Regions from separate parts of the Homo sapiens genome. Here region 2 is linked to region 1. The links are chromatin contacts, found by Hi-C in ENCODE. All regions are on one chromosome and are shown on one strand. The core of a region is the stretch at or near the end of the contact, and the rest is flanking DNA. Distances in the headings are between cores, read along the strand shown. Region 1 holds the start of C4orf51 (chromosome 4 open reading frame 51). Region 2 overlaps ZNF827 (zinc finger protein 827).

The links. A loop is a pair of places that touch in the nucleus more often than their neighbours do. Pooled maps may share reads with other maps.
Region 2: a map of PC-9 shows a loop between it and region 1 (6-fold over the local background). The contact joins the enhancer-like site here to the promoter of C4orf51 in region 1. A Hi-C loop is called at or near these places in 3 of 168 maps with a recorded cell type or tissue (Calu3, PC-9 and gastrocnemius medialis) and 4 of 50 pooled maps.

Annotation. Positions count from the first base shown.
Region 1 is chr4:145,677,503-145,683,164 of GRCh38, reverse strand. C4orf51 (chromosome 4 open reading frame 51) reads right to left here and starts at 3,019. Exons shown (of 6, transcript NM_001080531.3): 1 at 2,729-3,019. The coding sequence starts at 2,961.
Region 2 is chr4:145,806,007-145,811,668 of GRCh38, reverse strand. All of the region lies in intron 8 of ZNF827 (zinc finger protein 827), which reads left to right. Among named protein-coding and RNA genes, the nearest start is that of C4orf51, 130 kb to the right of the region's middle. RefSeq lists enhancers at 3,067-3,256, 2,486-3,685, 4,113-4,332. Within about 2 kb of position 3,253, at least 10 of the 41 ENCODE cell types and tissues checked have a DNase peak (open chromatin) inside an H3K27ac peak, as active enhancers do; they include PC-9, where a contact is called at or near this core.

The DNA.
Region 1 (5,662 bases), core at 1,770-4,269:
GGGAGATGCTAGTGTATATGGTATTATGTTTTTTATTTAAAATTCCACTTGCTTATTGCTCATATATAGGAAAATAATTGATTTTTGTATATTAACCTTGTATTCTGCAATCTTGCTATAATAGCTTATTAGTTCCGGGATTTTTTTTTAAAATTTTTTTATTTTTGCTGATTCTTTCAGATTTTCTATGTAGATGATAATGTCATCTGCAAACAAAGACAGTTTTATTTGTTCCCAATTTGTATGCCATTTCATTCCTTGTCTTGAATACAGAAAGAATCAAGACTTAATAATTTATACTTGAGCCACGTTCCTGTCTTAGGAATTCCAAAATGTGACCCTTCCCTTATTTTAACCATGGCAGACAACTGGGATTGACACCAATATTTCATAATAGCTTAAGGTCTGTATCACACTAATTTCATTCTCCAAATTCGGAATCCTTTTGATTACGTTTATAAATTTACATATCTGCGGTTAAAACTGGTTCAGAACCAAATGATCAAGACTTTTACCAAGTTTCTTCTATCTCACACAATATGAATATTCAATGTATGTGGTAAATAAATAAGATGAATAAAAAGTGTAATGTATAATGTTTTGTGTATTTTAGTACTTTCCTGACTTAACCCACTTTAAATGATCAGTCATTTTATGTTTTGTCCCAGTAATTCTCCTTGGACCATTCTGACTTTATAGCAATGTAAAATGTCTCTCTATAGCCTTATGGAATTTTAATCAAATAGCTTTTGCTCAGAACTTAAAAAGACATTTGTCCTTGGGGCTAAAATTAGCCATGAAAAAGATTAAAAACAAAGCAAATTTAGAATATAATCAGTACTTTCAAAATGAGCTCAATTTGTGCTTCATCTTCATTTATAACACTTGCTTCTTCTTAGCTTCTAATAGAATAAGAAATAATTGTGCAAAGAATATATTTACATTTCTGAGGTTCCAAAAACAGATGAACCTCACAAGCTCATGCTCTTTTGTGTTTTGCAATGTCACAGGCCGCCTTGGTTGGAATGATTCACATAATGATCACTCTCTGAATAGGAAAAAATTCCAGGTCCTATACATTTTCACCAGATGTCCTATTCCTGCATTTTTTTCAGAGTTATTAAATATAGTACCTTTTTTCCTACTCTGGTAAATGGATCTGTTTGGATACCATCTTTCTTTCAAACACTATTTTCAGACAGGACCTCAGCAGTGCTTAAAGACTCCTGTTATGGTTTGAGTGTGTCACTCAAAAGTTCATGTGTTAGAAATTTAATCCCCAATGCAATAGTTTTGGGAGGTAAGGACTAATAAGAGGTGACTAGGTCATAAGTGTGGAACCTCCACAAATAGATTAATCATATGAGCAGGTTAGTTATCTCAAGAGGAGGCTGTTTATAAAGCAAGTTCAGTTTCTGGTATCTCTCTCTATCATAAGTGCTCTCTTCCACCTTTCACCCTCTGCAATAAGATGAGCCTCACCAGATGCTGGCACCATGTTCTTGGACTACTCATTCTCCAATAACCCTGAGCCAAATAAACTTCTATTATTTATAAGTTACCCAGTCTGTGGTATTGTGTTATAGAAGCAGAAAATGGACTAAGACAACTTCACTACCTGGCCAAGATGAACCTCAAGTATCACAGAAAAAGTAGCAAAGGGATGTCCAAAGCTAATTAAGTGTCAATATACTTGAGAGTTATTTTAAAAATGCAGAAATTATACTTTGTTGGACTAAACCAGATAAGGCACCCAATTGAGAAGTACTTCTGAGACATTTTATCTTTAAGTACTTGTTTTGATGATTTGGAAAGGTCTGGATGGAAATATAACTAATATTTATCAGGGTATTATGTGGGTTATTGCTCTTATCTGAAGTTGAGGTTAATAATTCAACTGATTATCAAATATGTTCCAAGAATTTGGATAAAATATTTACCAATTAATATATACAGATGGATAGATTTCATAACAAGTCCTGACATTTTTCCACATCCCCACTTATACTTTCTCAAATGTACTTAGCTCCTTGCAGCTCCTTGACAGTGCTTGGGGCTAAATGGTTCTTTCTCCATGCAGTGTGCTTTTCCATTCCCCACCTCGCCTGCCTTTCAAACCAGCTTGGAGGAAACCTATTTTACTGAGCTCTCTTCAGACACACAACACTCCCTCCCTCACCAGACACCCACAAAATCTCCTTACTTTGTGCTGATTACTTATTTCCCTAGTTCCAGTCACTTTATAAACTGAAGTTAATTTTTTTGATTATGGGCTTATCACAGGGCCTGGCTTACAGAAAACACTCAGAAAATGCAATAACCACAGGTAGGGAGTAGGGAAGGATTTCATGAATTTCTTCCTCCTCTGAAGGAAGTTTTAAGCTCCTGAAAGCCAGAAAACCAAACAAGAAACAAAATGAAATTCTCAGGAGCACCTTTTTGCTGAAAAGAGAACCCCAAATACCCAAAATTTAGTCAAATATTCATATCCATATCCTTTCAGGACTAGGTAGTTATATGTAATTTTAGGAATACTAAATAGAGAATAGGATCATAATTTCAGCTGGTCACTGACATTTAGCTCTTCTTCCTGCTGACATTTACAAAAGAAAATACAGAGGGTTAAAGTCTATGAAGTCTCTCAGGGTCTACAATACCTCTTTCTTCTAAGAGCACTCTTGTCTATTTATAGTGATATATCCAGGTGCAAATTACAAAGAAATCTTACTGTTTACACTCAGGCTCATGCTGTCCTGCTCTAAAAGAAAATTGGCTGCACATGGACTTGTCCAGTTGTTTTTTCCGGTAACTGCCTGTGTATGTTGTCACGGAAGAATCTGACCATCGTGTTTCATCCTGCCAAGATGCTCCAGCCTTGCGTCTGATCAGATCAAACTCTTGAGAAGTAAGAGGGCTAAAGGGCAGAAGAATTTGTGGAGTCAAGTAGAAGTAGTGTGACATAACTACGAACGGCCTCTCTGGAAAACAACTTGTCAAGTCCTCTGCATAATGAAGAATTAATTTCCTTCTAGTAGCAGGAAGCAATTGACTGGGCTCACCAAACTTTGTGACTCAACAGTTCACAGAGTGCAGAAGCTTAACTGTCTTAGATATAGTTGCCAAGCAACAGATCACAAAATTCCACAAATGCTATCCCCTTGCCTCCCAAGGGAGGTAAATTTTAACTAACAAATTTGTAAGTTATATAACTTTCTGGATTTTGCTCTAAGAAATATGAAATATGCTGCTTCATAATTATGGCAAGAAAGCAGGTGGCAAAATTATTTGTATTTTACTGCTATCATGAATAAAGCAGTAATTCTTAATGATGGTGGTTCAAGAAGTGGAAACAAGAGATGAAAGAACAGTGCCAAGCATTCACTTCTCCTAAAGACCTCCAAGTGTCTGGAAGAGAACATGAACTGCTTGTAATGTCAACAATAGCAGGTGACTCAACAGCTTCTCATATGTCACAGAGTAGTGGTGCTCTGGCTGGCTGCACACTAGAGTCACCCTGGAAGCTGTTAAAATAAGCAGGAGTCCACGCCCCCACCACAGAGATTCTGATTTAGTTCATGTGGAGTAGGGCCCAGGCATCACTATTTGTTTAAAGCTTAATCCTGGAGGATTCTAAAGAGCAGCCAGGGTTAAGAATTAAGGTCATGGACACGGAAAAAACATTTGACAAAATCCAGCATCCCTTTAGGATTAAAACTTGAGGCAAAATTGGCATAGAAGGGACATACCTCAAAATACTAAAAGCCATCTATGTAAAACCCACAGCCAACATTATACTGAATGGGGAAAAGTTGAAAGCATTCCTCCTGAGAACTGGAAAAGGACAAGGATGTCCACTTTCACTACTTCTATTCAACATAGTACTGGAAGTCCTAGCCAGAGCAATCAGACAAGAGAAAGAAATAAAGGACATGCAAATCAGTAAAGAGGACGTCAAACAGTTGCTGCTCACTGATGATATGATCATATACCTAGAAAATCCTAAAGACTCATCCAAAAAGCTTCTAGATCTGATAAATGAATTCAGTAAAGTTTCAGGATACAAAATCAATGTACACAAATCAGTAGCACTGTTATAAACCAACAGCGACCAAGTTGAGAATCAAATCAAGAACTCAACCCCTTTTATAACAGTTACAAAATAAATAAATAAATAAAATACTTAGGAATACAACTTACAAAGGAGATGGAAGATCTCTACAAGGAGGCTGGGCACGGTGGCTCACGCCTGTAATCCCAGCATTTTGGGAGGCTGAGGCAGGCAGATCACGAGGTCAGGAGATTGAGACCATCCTGGCTAACATGGTGAAACCCCATCTCTACTAAAAATACAAAAAATTAGCCTGGCGTGGTGGAGGGTGCCTGTGGTCTCAGCTACTCAGGAGGCTGAGGCAGGAGAATGGCGTGAACCCAGAGGTGGAGCTTGCAGAGATGCCAAGATTGTGCCACTGCACTCCAGTCTGGGTGACAGAGCAAGACACCATCTCAAACAAAAATAAAATATAATAAAATAAAATGAAATAAAATAAAATAAAAATCTCTACAAGGAGGCCAGGCACGGTGGCTCATGCCTGTAATCCCAGAACTTTGGGAGGCTGAGGCGGGCAGATCACGAGGTCAGGAGATCGAGACATCCTGGCTAACACGGTGAAACCCTGTCTCTACTAAAAAATAAAAAAATTAGCCAGGTGTGGTAGCGGGCGCCTGTAGTCCCAGCTACTTGGGAGGCTGAGGCAGGAGAATGGTGTGAATCCGGGAGGCGGAGCTTGCAGTGAGCGGAGATTGCGCCACTGCACTCCAGCCTGGGTGACAGAGCAAGACTCCGTCTCAAAAAAAAAAAAAAAAAAAAGATCTCTACAAGGAAAACTACAAAACACTGTTGAAAGAAGTCATAGGTGACACAAACAAATGGAAAAACATCACATTGCTCAGGGATGGGTAGAATTAATATTGTGAAAATGACCATATTGACAAAAACAATCTATAAATTCAATGCAATTTCCATCAAAATACCATCATCATTCTTCACAGAAGTAGAAAAAACAATCCTAAAATTCACATGCAATAAAAAAAAAGTCTGTGCAACCAAAGCAAGACTAAGCAAAAAGAACAAATCTGGAAGCATCACATTGCCCATCTTCAAACTATACTACAAGGCTATACTTACTAGAACAGCATGGTACTGGTACAAAAATAGCCACATAGACCAATGGAACAGAATAGAGAACCCAGAAATAAAGCCAAATACTTAGAGCCAATTGATCTTCAACAAAGCAAACAAAAACATAAAGTGAGGAAAGGACACCCCATTCAACAAATGGTGCTGGGTAATCGGTAAGCCACATGTAGAAGAATGAAACTGGATCTTCATCTCTCACCTTATAAAAAATCGACTCAAGATGGATCAAAGACTTAAATGTAAGACCTGAAACCATAACAATTCTAGAAGATAACATAGGAAAAACTCTTCTAGACATTGGCTTAGGCAAAGAGTTCATGACCAAGAACTCAAAAGCAAATGCAACAAAAACAAAGATAAACAGATGGGACCTAATTAAACTAAAAAGCTGCACAGCAAAAAATATAATCAGCAGAGTAAACAGACAACCCACAGAGTGGGAGAAAATATTTGCAAACCATGCAA
Region 2 (5,662 bases), core at 2,004-4,503, 130 kb before region 1:
TATCTGTATTTCTTTTAAATGATTAAAAAATTGTGCGTGGTTTTTCCCTCTTGCTTGGGAAACATGTCCCACAAATCTCCTGGCACTTCCAAGGTCTTGCACATGAAGAGAGAAACAACATTCTACAGCTGTCAAGCTGCACACCTCCCTAGTTGTAGACCTCCTCACCCCTACGAGAAACAACAGAGACAGACCTTACATTTGGAAATCACCACATGTACATAGCCATTTCTGTCCTTAGCTTCCTACACTCTCAAGTGCTTTTGCATTCCATCTCCCAATCTCCTTCTCTGTGTCTACTGTGAGCCATGGTGAGGCTTACATAATGTAATACTTACATGAAATACTCTATTAAAAATATAAACCAGAAATGAGGGGCCAGGCGCAGTGGCTCACGTATAATCCTGGCACTTTGGGAGGCGAGGCAGGCCAAACATTTGAGGCCAGGAGTTTGAGACTAGCCTGACCAACATGGTGAAACCCCGTCTCTACAAAACAAACAAACAAAAATTAGCCAGGCATGGTGGTGCATGCCTGTAATCCCAGCTACTCAGGAGGCTGAGGTACGAGAATCACTTGAACCCAGGAGGCGGAGGTTGCAGTGAGCCAGGATTGTGCCACTGCACTCCAGCCTGGGCAACAGAGTGAAACCCTGACTCAAAAAAAAAAAAAAAAGCGAAATGAGTTCTCTTGGTTGCAGAGAAGTATAACACTCCATGTTAGTTTGTGAGCTGGACGTCAATGTCTCGTTCTAGGAATTTAATCTACAAATAGACTTGAACAAGTAACTTTAAGGGATATGGACAAAAATACACTTTGCAGCATAAAGACCTGAAAACAAACTAAATGCACATAGGTAGGAAACCATTTTCAATAAACCATGAATATTCAGTGGGAAACTCCACAGCCATTAAAAAAGAATGAAGGAGATCTGTAGGAATCTCTTTGAAAAAATGCCCAAGACATATTGTTAGATAAAAAAAGGAAACACTGGCTGCTGACAACATGCGTGACATGATCCCATTATGTTTTAAAAAAGAGGCAGTACATTTATGTGTACATAATAGCTTGTATATGCATGGATAATTTCTTAAACTGTGACTGGTGATTACCACTGACAAGTGGAAAGGACAGGGATTGGGAGAAGGGGACAGTAGTGAGAGGCATTCTTTTATTTTTGAGTTTATATCCTTTGTTCTATTTTTTTCATCAATTTACATTACACTTATAATTTCTAAAAGTTAAAAAAGTAAAGTGGGAAACCATTGTGTTCAAGTCACTTTTTTTTTTTAGAATTGGCCTTTACTCATATAATAATTTGGAGCCATAATGAATAATCTCTAGATCAAGTAAACTGCTAAAAATATAAAGCAATAATTCCTAGCCGTCTTCCTTCAGTAAGCTCCCCTAACCAGAAGCCAGAGTTAAATGAGTTTTTCATACAGTTTGTGAAACTATAAAGCAGGTTACAAATCCACATGAATGGTATGATTCCATGATTTGTAAAACGGTGGGCATGCAGGAAAAAAAGAGCAGAAAGAATAAATCTAGAAATGTTAGCTTTTCCTCAGTTTAGTTGGCATGTCAAGTAATTTATACTTATATTTTATGAATTTCCATTTTTATAAGAAGTATATGTTACTTTCATAATCATGTAATTGCCTGATGGGTCCTTCCTGCCTGCTGCACAGACAAAACCAATTCACTGAGACCCTGTTATTGCAGTAAAGAGTTTAATTAATGCAGGGCAGCCTAGCAGGAGGACTGGAGTTATCACTCAGATGAGTCTCCCCAGGAACTCAGAGCCCAGGTTTTTTATGGATAATTTGGTGGGCAGGGGGCTAGGGAATGGGTGCTGCTGATTGGTTGGAGATGAAATCATAGGGGTATAGAAAATGGTCCTCATGTGCTGAGTCCACCTCTGGATGGGGGCCACAGGACTGGTTGAGTCATGGGTCTGGGTGGGGTCAGTCAGTTGCCAGAATGCTGTCTGAAAAACATCTCAAAAGACCAATCTTAGATGCTACAATAGTGATGTTATCTATAGAAGCAACTGGGGAAGACACATCTTGTGACCTCTGGCCACGTGACTCCTGAGCAGTAAGGGATTATAGAAACTACACCTTCATTTTAGAATTCAGACCCTTCTCATAATCCTAGTCTTGTGGACTTTTATTAGTTTTCAGTCTGTGAGCCAGAAGGGCATTAGTTTTAGGGAGGGACTATTATCATCATTGTTTCAAAGTTAAATTATAAACTAAATTCTCCCCATGGTTAGCCTGCCCTAGGCCCAGGAAAAAGCAAAGGCAGCCAGTCTGTGAGGCCAGAAGCAAGAATGGAGTCAGCCATGCTGGACTTCTCTCACTGTCATCATCTTTGCAAAGGTGGTTTCAATCAGAAAACACCAATAAGTTAGTTTCATTTTGAACAAAGGAGAAAATATCTTTTCATACTATTCTCATACTGAATGCTTGACACCAACTCTCTCTGGAAGTTTCTATCATGAGGATATTCCTGGAGCTTTGGACAAAATCCACTTTGGCAGAACCACATTTAAATATGACGCTAGGCTGGGCACAGTGGCTCACACTTGTAATCCCAATGCTTTGGGAAGCCAAGGCAGGAGGATTGTTTGAGGCCAGGAGTTCAAGACCAGCCTGGGCAATGTAGCAAGACCCCGCCTCTGCAAAAAATTTAAAAATTAGCCATGTATGGTCGTGTATACCTGTAGTCCCAGCTACTTGGGAGGCTGAAGCAGGAGGATTGCTTGAGGCCAGGAGTTCAAGGCTGCAGTGAGCTATTAATAAGATCAAGCCACTGCACTCCAGCCTTGGTGTCAGAGAGACACTGCCTCTAAAAAATAAAATTAAAAAACAAGCAAATACATAACTGTGACTCCAGAAAAATGGTAGACCTAAAAGCAGCTAAAGTAAATGGAGATATTTTCAATGAAAATGTTGGGAAAAAATCTTGTAAAGTGGTATTTGCAAAGTAGAACTCCTCTTTAAGGTATCAAAGTGCTTCAGACTAAGGAACACTATTTGAATGTTCTGCGTTTATCTGTACCTACTACCTTCATAATTTCCCCATCCTCTGTTGTATGCACTCTACAGAACCTCTTTCCTATCGGGGCTTTCCAGTCAAAATGACTCATCCAGCTGCAGAATCTAGTTTCTCCGCCCTAAGTATCTAGGAATGAGTCACTCAAATGAGTTGCTTCTTTTTTAACTTCAATGGAATTAGGCTTGAAAGATTCATGATGGGGGAGGGTCCTGGGAAAGGGGCCTGTGCTGAGGTTATCAGGGAAATCAGCTGTATTATAGGAATGGGAAAGAGGCCAGGAAACAGGATAATGAGGGAGTGGGATAGCCTGGAGGTAGAATGATTTATAAAAAAAGATTAGATCCAAATTCTGGCTGTCTTTGTTAGAGTATGGAGGCAGGAATTAATTGGTTATGTGGATTGTAGGTAACCATTTTGTGGCAAGATGACTTAAAAGGTAAGGTGACTCATCCTAATTATTTTTTTTTTGCTCACTAATTTTCTATGTACTGTATAGTCACTTGCACCCACAGAAAAACAAGGGGAAAGTTTACTCAGGAAAAAAAAAAAAATGTGTACTCTTGCAAATGCTTTTAACATGTAGGCAAGCTTTCGGTATGTGAAAGTTATTTCTGACACAATTTTTGGTCAAATTGTTTTTCATTTTTATGAAAATGTTAATTTTTAAAGCACTCTGGTCTATCTCCCAACTGTTACTTTTATCACTCGAAAATGTGTTATTTTAAAAATATCATCACTGGTGTCATACTAAGACTTGCCATGCCTTTCATAGTAATTAATGTTTTTTGTTTTTTGTTTTTTTTTTGTTTTTGTTTTTTGTTTTTTTTTTTTAAAGCAGCCTGGCACAGTGGCTCACGCCTGTAATCCCAGCACTTTGGGAGGCCAAGGCGGGCGAATCACGAGGTCAGGAGTTCAAGACCAGCCTGGCCAAGATGGTGAAACCCCATCTCTACTAAAAATACAAAAATTAGCTGGGCGTGGTGGTGGGCGCCTGTAATCCCAGCTATTTGGGAGGCTGAGGCAGAGAACTGCTTGAACCCAGGAGGCGTTGGTTGCAGTGAGCTGAGATGGCGCCACTGCACTCCAGCCTGGGCGACAGAGCGAGACTATGTCTCAAAAAAAAAAAGCACTGGGACATGAAAAAGAAAAATGAAAGTTATCTTTGGGTGATGATGGGAACTCTGATTGAGGGTTTTAGTTTTGTTTCCCCCTACCACCACCTTGTCTCTCTTCTTCTAGTTTTCTATAATGAGCATGAAACACTTCTATAAAGAAAAATTAAATGTTTAGAGGGAGTAAGATGTTAAGGAACAAAGGTAAGATTCATGGTGCTCTGAGTTAATAGGCCGTAAGCTTAATAATTATGGTTATACACAGGATAGGTCTTTGTCAGAGACTGCTAAACATCTTGTACAACAATCTTGTGTAAACAACAGTGGTCAGGAAAAGACTCCCCAGAAGGTGAAATTCCAACAAATTTTGGCAGAGTCATTTCAGAAACGTTAAAGTTACACATCCTGTAAGTTATTAATAAAGATGTGAAATCCTTGTATGAAATACGACTATGATCACAGTCATTTCCATTTGGAGGTTCACGAAGCTTACTCAAGGAATGATTGAAGTTTGAGGGTGGTTACTTATTTTTAACCTTGCAAGGGAGATTCATGAATTAAATTAATCTTAGGGCACCAGGTGTGATAGAAGAACTGCACGCCATTTTCTCTATCTTGGTTGTTGAAAATAGAGTGTTCAATGGGACAGTCTGTTGTACTGTCTCATTGCATCATTGGTCTCATAAGTATCAGTGACTTAGGTATAATTAATAAAATAATAGCTGCCGTGGGAGGGTATTTTCAGTCGTTATATCAAAATGTATAATAAGCATTCTAATTTCTGTTATATCTGTTTAATTTCCTAACAAAGGAGTTCAGTTAGAAAAAGGATATCAGTGGCTCCTGACAAACCTGTCCTTAACTTTCCCCTTAGATTATTTTCATTCTTCTCTGCCAGTGTCGAAGAATACAGAGATGTTGCAGAATGAGGATTAAATTAAAAAAAAGATCTGAGTATCATTAAATATTTGATGAGCAGTATGAGAAGATTGTGAGGTGTGCATATCACTGGGGTGAAAAGAAAGTTCATTCATTCATGGCCCAGCACAATGTCTCACACCTGTAATCCCAGCACTTTGGGAGGCCAAGGCAGGAGTATTGCTTGAGCTCAGGAGTTCGAGACCAGCCTGGGCAACATGGCGAAACCCCATCTTTACCAAAAATACAAAAAAAAAGTAGCTGGGCGTGGTGGAGTGTGCCTGTGATCCCAGTTACTTGGGAGGCTGAGATGGGAGGATGGTTTGAGCCCAGGAGGCAGAGGTTGCAGTGAGCCCAGATAGCACCATTGCACTCCAGCCTGGGCAACAGACCCAGACCCTATTTCAAAAAAAAAAAAAAAAAAAAAAGTTCATTTATTCAACATACTTATGAGCAGCTTTTGTATGCCAGGTACTTCTTAGGTCCTGGGGAACAGCAGTGAATAAAACAAAGCCCCTGTCCTCATGAAGTATACACCCTAGAGGGGGAGGCAGACAATAAACTAGTAC